Regions from separate parts of the Homo sapiens genome. Here region 1 is linked to region 2. A link is an interaction called in ENCODE POLR2A ChIA-PET data of the cell type or tissue named here. Cell type or tissue: HepG2. All regions are shown on one strand. Each heading gives the region's core, and the rest is flanking DNA. Links, peaks and the distances in the headings are about the cores only. Region 1 has its middle 41 kb from the start of COMMD3. Region 2 overlaps LOC105376449 (a long non-coding RNA gene).

Region 1 (2,925 bases), core at 166-2,665, 170 kb before region 2:
CGCCTAGCTAATTTTTGTATTTTTAGTAGAGACGGGGTTTCACCTTTTTGGCCAGGATGGTCTCGATCTCCTGACCTCATGATCTGCCCGCCTTGGCCTTCCAAAGTGCTGGGAATACAGGCGTGAGCCACTGCGCCCAGCCAGCTCTTGATTTATTATAAGGTGAAAATTATACACGCTTCTGAATTTTTTCTAATTAATCAGTTAGTCATTATTATCAACTGACATGTAAGTTTAACCCATGAATCCTAAAGTCAAAAAAATAATTCTTTTCTTTTTCCTATTGCAGAAAATTTGTTAGCATAATTTTTTCCAATTGTGAAATTCTTAACAGTATTGTAAATGTTATAAACATGTTGCAACTCCAGAACCTAATGCTGCACCTAGAACACGGTAAGCTTTTCCAGCTTCATCTGTGAGCTCCAGAAATCAAACCTGAACTAAGGCTTTTCCAGGCTGATAAAAATTTGCCATTTTTATAATAATATTTTTATGATGATAATAGAAATTTAGACTTAGTTTTGACTTTCACAGGAAAGGAAAATATTCTCTTCCTTATGTCACCTAATTAGATAGTCATCTTGTATAAAAGCTATGAAAGTTTTACAATACTATTTGGAAAAACAAAAAGAATTACATGTTGAACACTTTTATTGCTGTTAATATCCAGTCATGTGAAGCCTCATTAATTTACATCTTGTGAGTTTTGAGTTTGCTATAATTGTTACCATAAATGTATTTTCACTTTCACCTTTCTTTTTTTTTTTTTTTTTTGAGATGGATTCTCACTCTATCGCCCAGGCTGGAGTGCAGTGTCGTAATCTCGGCTCACTACAGCCTCTGCCTCCCAGGTTCAAGCAATTCTCCTGCCTCGGCCTCCCACGTAGCTGGGATTACAGGCACCCATCAACACACCCAGCTAATTTTTATATTTTTAGTAGAGACGAGGTTTCTGTCCAGGCTGTTTCATCTGGCCTATTTTCACCTTTCAATTATCTATTAAAAGGGCTTATAACTATTTCTTACATATAAATTAGATTCCACATAAAAATGTTTTTAGGCTGGGCATGGTGGCTCATGCCTGTAATCCCAGCACTTTGGGAGGCTGAGGCAGGTGGATGGCTTGAGCCCAGGAGTTCAAGACCAGCATGGGCAACATGGCCAAATCTCATCTCTAAAAAAATACCAAAAAAAAAAAAAATAGCTGGACATGGTGGCACGTGCCTGTAGTCCCAGCTAGTGGGGAAGCTGAAATGGGAGGATCACTTGAGCCCCTGGAGGTCAAGGTTGCAGTGAGCTGTGATCATGCCATTGCACTCCGACCTGAGTGACGGGAGCGAGACCCTGCTCAAAAATAAATAAATAAATAAATAGTGTTTTTACACTTCAGATAAACTTCTTGGACTCTGTAAGTATTTTATTCAGGAGCACCTATGCTTGCAGCATACAGTAGTCTCCAAAGGATTGCTACCCATCAATATTTATCAACTTAGCACTGAGAGAAACTGTCTTAGTGAAGATGCATTTCTTTACATTGTAATTGAGTCTTGCATAGCCTTCTTCATAATTTATCTGGTTTTATTTTCTAAAAAACTTGACATTATTATTCAATAAAATATGTTGACAAAATCTATAATTCAAAAAAGGCTTCATTTCTGACAAAAGCGGATTACCAGGCTTTTCTAAATAGTGTAAAATTAAGTTTATCAAATTGTCTTCAATTTCTAATTTTAAGCTGATTTTGTATGTTAAGTGAATTTTCAAGAAAGAGTTATCAAAGTATGGTTTTGTTTTTATTTTCATTGCAGAGGGATCATATCCCCAGAAATCACTTTAAAATTGGCCAGGTGCAGTGGCTCACGCCTATAACCCCAGCACTTCGGGAGGCCGAGGCGGGGAGATAACCTGAGGTCCAGAGTTAGAGACCAGCCTGGCCAACATGGTGAAACCCTATTTCTACTGAACACACAAAAATTAGCCGGGGTGGTGGCAGGCGCCTGTAAACCCAGCTACTCAGGAGGCTGAGGCACGAGAATCATTTGAACCCAGGAGGTGGAGGGTGCAGTGAGCCAAGATCGTGCCTCTGGACTCCAGCCTGGGTGACAGAGTGAGACTCTGTCTTAAAATAAATAAATAAATAAAAATAAAAATAAAAATAAAATTGAGTGATATAGGTAGACAATAGGCATTCAGTTCATTTCAAAATGATATGAAAAATAAAATTAGATGTATATGTTACCTAAACAAAATTTTAAAAACAAATTAGTTTATATTTCACTCAGAGTTAAAGAATATACTTCTGCACCCAACCAATCCATCCATCAATAAGTACCTACTGAATATCTATTATGTACCCAGCCCTTGACTAGGCTGCTATTTGGTGATTATGTAACTATAACTAACCATAATTAAATATCAGTATATAAATATATATTCCTGAATTCAAACAGCTTATAATTTAGTTAGGTACAAACAATTAAACAGCAGAGATCATTTTAAATGAAATTAAGTTACGAAAAGCATTGTAAATTATAAATGCAGTTTCAGAAAGAAAGCAATTAATAAGTGCCAATGTTCTACCATAAAATTACAAGGAGAGGGTGAATTTCAAGTAGGCACTTAAGAGATGAATAGGATTTCCACAAGAAACTTAGAGCAAAAAGGTGGTATCAGCTGGAGGAAGAGAAAAAACAAAATAACAGGAGTGGGAGTTAACAGGGCTCACTCCCATGCAGTGAGGAGTCTAACGGGATAGGATTGAAGGTTCTTCTTGGGAGTGGGAGAAGTTACATTTCGATAGCCACAGGAGGAATTCACTGAAAAACGACACAGAGGAATTCAGATTTGACACAGAAAGGAGTAGAGGCCCACCACAGGTTCTCAAGCAAAAGAGTAACAGTGAGAGTATATTTTAAGGAAGCTTTC
Region 2 (2,925 bases), core at 161-2,660:
CATAGCTAAGCTTCTGAGGCATTTTTGTTTTCATAGCAACCCACAGTAACAGACACATAGTAGGTATTCAGTAAAAGTTGAATGAATGAAAGGAGATAAAAGCCAAAGAAAAAACCCTTAAAAATCTTACATATGTATAAAGCTTCCAACTATCAATTTGCAGAAAATAGAGTGCAGAGAAAGATGTAAAACATCACCCCAAAATGCAATCAGCAAAACCCGAAGAGGGGAAACTCTTTAGGACAAACAACCCAGTTTTCTGAAAAATAAATTACAAAGAGGGAAAAAAAGAGAGAGATGGAAGATGGCCTATAATTAAAAAGAGACTTAGAAGACATAACAATCAGTTGCAAAGCATGTACTATATTTGGATCTGGTTTTTAAGAAAGTAAATTATGACATTATGAGACAATGAGAAATTTAAACATTGACTGGATATTTGATAACATGAAAGACTTAGTTATTTTAAGCATGATGATGATGATGTTATACTTATTTTGACAAGAGAGTAGCCATTATATTTTAGTGTTAAGTAATGAAACATTTACAGGTGAAATGATATAATATCTGGATTTTGCTTCAAAATAATGAGGGAGGGAGGAAATGGACAAGAGTGTGAATGAGGCAAGGTTGGCCTTGGGATTGGTAGTTGTTGCAGCTGAGTGATCGGCATACAAAGAGTCACTATATAAATATTGTTATGTATGCTTGAAATTTTTATTGTGTTGTTTAAAAACAAAAATAATCATTTTCTGATAGTATTTTAATAACAGTTAAAATGATTACTCCTCACCTCAATGTGAAAAAGTTTTTAAGTTTAATGTATGGTTATATGCAATTTTTAAAATGTATTTATATATATGCTAAAATATTCCCCAAAGGGACATCATTTAGAAAAAAACAAGTAAATCCATTTAGGAACATGTGTTTTTCAAAGTGATGTCTACATAATAACCTATCAATTAGCAAGCTACTTTATTTTAATATTATTACTCATTGCAGGCAGTTCTTAGGTGCAAAGCAAATTTGGAGAAACGGTTTCTAAGCACCATCACCAACAATGTCAGCAATAAGTAGATTTTGAAGTTTGTTCACTTCCACAAAGTCCAAAGTTCTGTAAGTTAAACAGTGGGTTTCCAAGGGTGCTTATCAGTGTGGTTTAACAAGGTATGGTGATACTGACATGGGCAGTGCTTTTGGAAAAAAAAAAAAAAAAAGCTTCGCTGAATCATTTTACACAACATGGGTTACTTAGAAAGAATATTAAATGTTTTATCATTTGTATCTTCAATTTAACATTGCCTTTGTTTTTTATGATAAATATTTTCCAAAACCTAAAGATTGTGTGTCAAAACTTGTGTTTCTTTTTTGGACTCGCCCAGTGGAGTCTGAGGATGCGGGCTCAGTACCCTGCCTCCCCTGACCCACCCCCAAGAGTATGGATGTTCTGAATCCATTGATCCTTGTAACTGATGGTGGTCATTAAATGAGTGTTTAGTTGAAATAGCAGTATCATATGTAAAAGTTTTAAGTTTTTAGATTAATTAAAAATATTTCCTAGTTCTAAATATATCTGAGTTTTTCAGGCGTATGTCTATGTGTGTGTTGCTGTATAACTGGGAAGCAGGTGTAGAAGGTTAAGACCCAAGCTTTATTGAATGGCTACTCTGTCAGCTAATGTGCTAAGTGCTTTTCAGGTGTTGCTTCATTTAACCCACCTGATACACAGTCACGAAGAATTTTACTATTTCCATTTTGCACGAAATAGTGAAGAAGGGCTCAGAGAAAATAAGACACTTGCCCAAGGTCACACAGCTTGTAAGCAGGGGGAGCAGGGAGTTGGATGCCTATTACCCTGGTTTATACTCTTTCCCTCCTTGTACTCTGATTAATCGTTTTCTCTTCAAGACTGTGAACACCCCACTCCCTTCTTTTTTTAAGAGGTGGGGCCTTGCTTTGTCACTCAGGCTGGAGTGCAGTGGCACCAGCACAGCTCACTGCTGCCTCAAATTCCTAGGCTCAAGCGATCCTCCCACCTCAGCCTCCCAAAGAGCTGGTACTACAGGTGTGTGCCACCACACCCAGCTAATTTTTTAAAAATTTTTTGTAGAGATTGGGTTTTTCCATCTTGTCCAGGCTGGTCTTGAACTCCTGGGCTCAAGAGATCTTTCTGCCTCAGCCTTCCCAAGTGCTGGGATCATAGATGCGAGCCTGTGTGAGCCCCTTAAGAGCAGCCTTCTATTAATCTTTGGGGACTTCACAACTCCTTAACTAAAGTGGATATTTAATAAATGTTTGTTAGAAAATCTCAGCAAATCATCCAAGTGTCAGCTCAGGACAGGAGTTGAAAGCTCTTTGCCAACATATTTTAAACTCACCTTTGGGACTGACCATCTATGATTATTGAGTAATCATTTAAGAAAAATGTTTGAGAACACATTTGCAGGCTTCAAACTACACAAAGAAACGGGAGAAAAGGAATGATGCCAAAGACTGGGGTCAAGGTTGAAAAAAATGAGATTTAAATTTGGAAAATGATAAATTAACCAGAAAAGTTTATGCATTTTGGGTTTTACTCTGTGGTCTTGCTGCAGAACAAGTGGAGAAACTAACAACCCGTGGAAGAAAATTCCTAGAATCCTGGGATCAAGTCAAAACACCTGATGGTTTTAGAGGACAGAATTTTTGGAGAGAAAAACACAACCAGATGACTCTCTGCACCCCTTTCCCAGGCCATGGGCACCTGCCTGATTCCTATGGTCATGAAGGAACATTTTTCTGATGTGGCCATATTCATGGTGTCAGTGCAATCTCATCAGAGATGAGGCTCCCCACTCAAGCTGCCATGTGACTTGACAGGTGAGACGTTAAATAATAGCTAATAATATTATCTACCATTTGTTGCATGCCCAATATATGCCAGGG

What was found. ChIA-PET counts read pairs that join two places held together with the same protein. Peaks named below come from ENCODE experiments on the same cell type or tissue, not always from the same donor. Only the 100,000 strongest peaks of a DNase experiment are listed, where the experiment ranks them.
Region 1: POLR2A ChIA-PET joins it to region 2 with 5 read pairs; 4 of 35 experiments call an interaction of 5 or more read pairs at or near these places.

What each region holds. Positions count from the first base shown.
Region 1 is chr10:22,273,708-22,276,632 of GRCh38, forward strand. No RefSeq gene overlaps it. Among named protein-coding and RNA genes, the nearest start is that of COMMD3, 41 kb to the right of the region's middle. In HepG2, for the core only: no CTCF peak of the experiment used is centred there; no DNase peak of the experiment used is centred there.
Region 2 is chr10:22,446,131-22,449,055 of GRCh38, forward strand. It overlaps LOC105376449 (a long non-coding RNA gene), which reads left to right. Exons shown (of 4, transcript XR_001747392.2): 2 at 2,595-2,859. Among named protein-coding and RNA genes, the nearest start is that of LINC03027, 9.7 kb to the left of the region's middle. In HepG2, for the core only: no CTCF peak of the experiment used is centred there; a DNase peak (open chromatin) is centred at 1,121.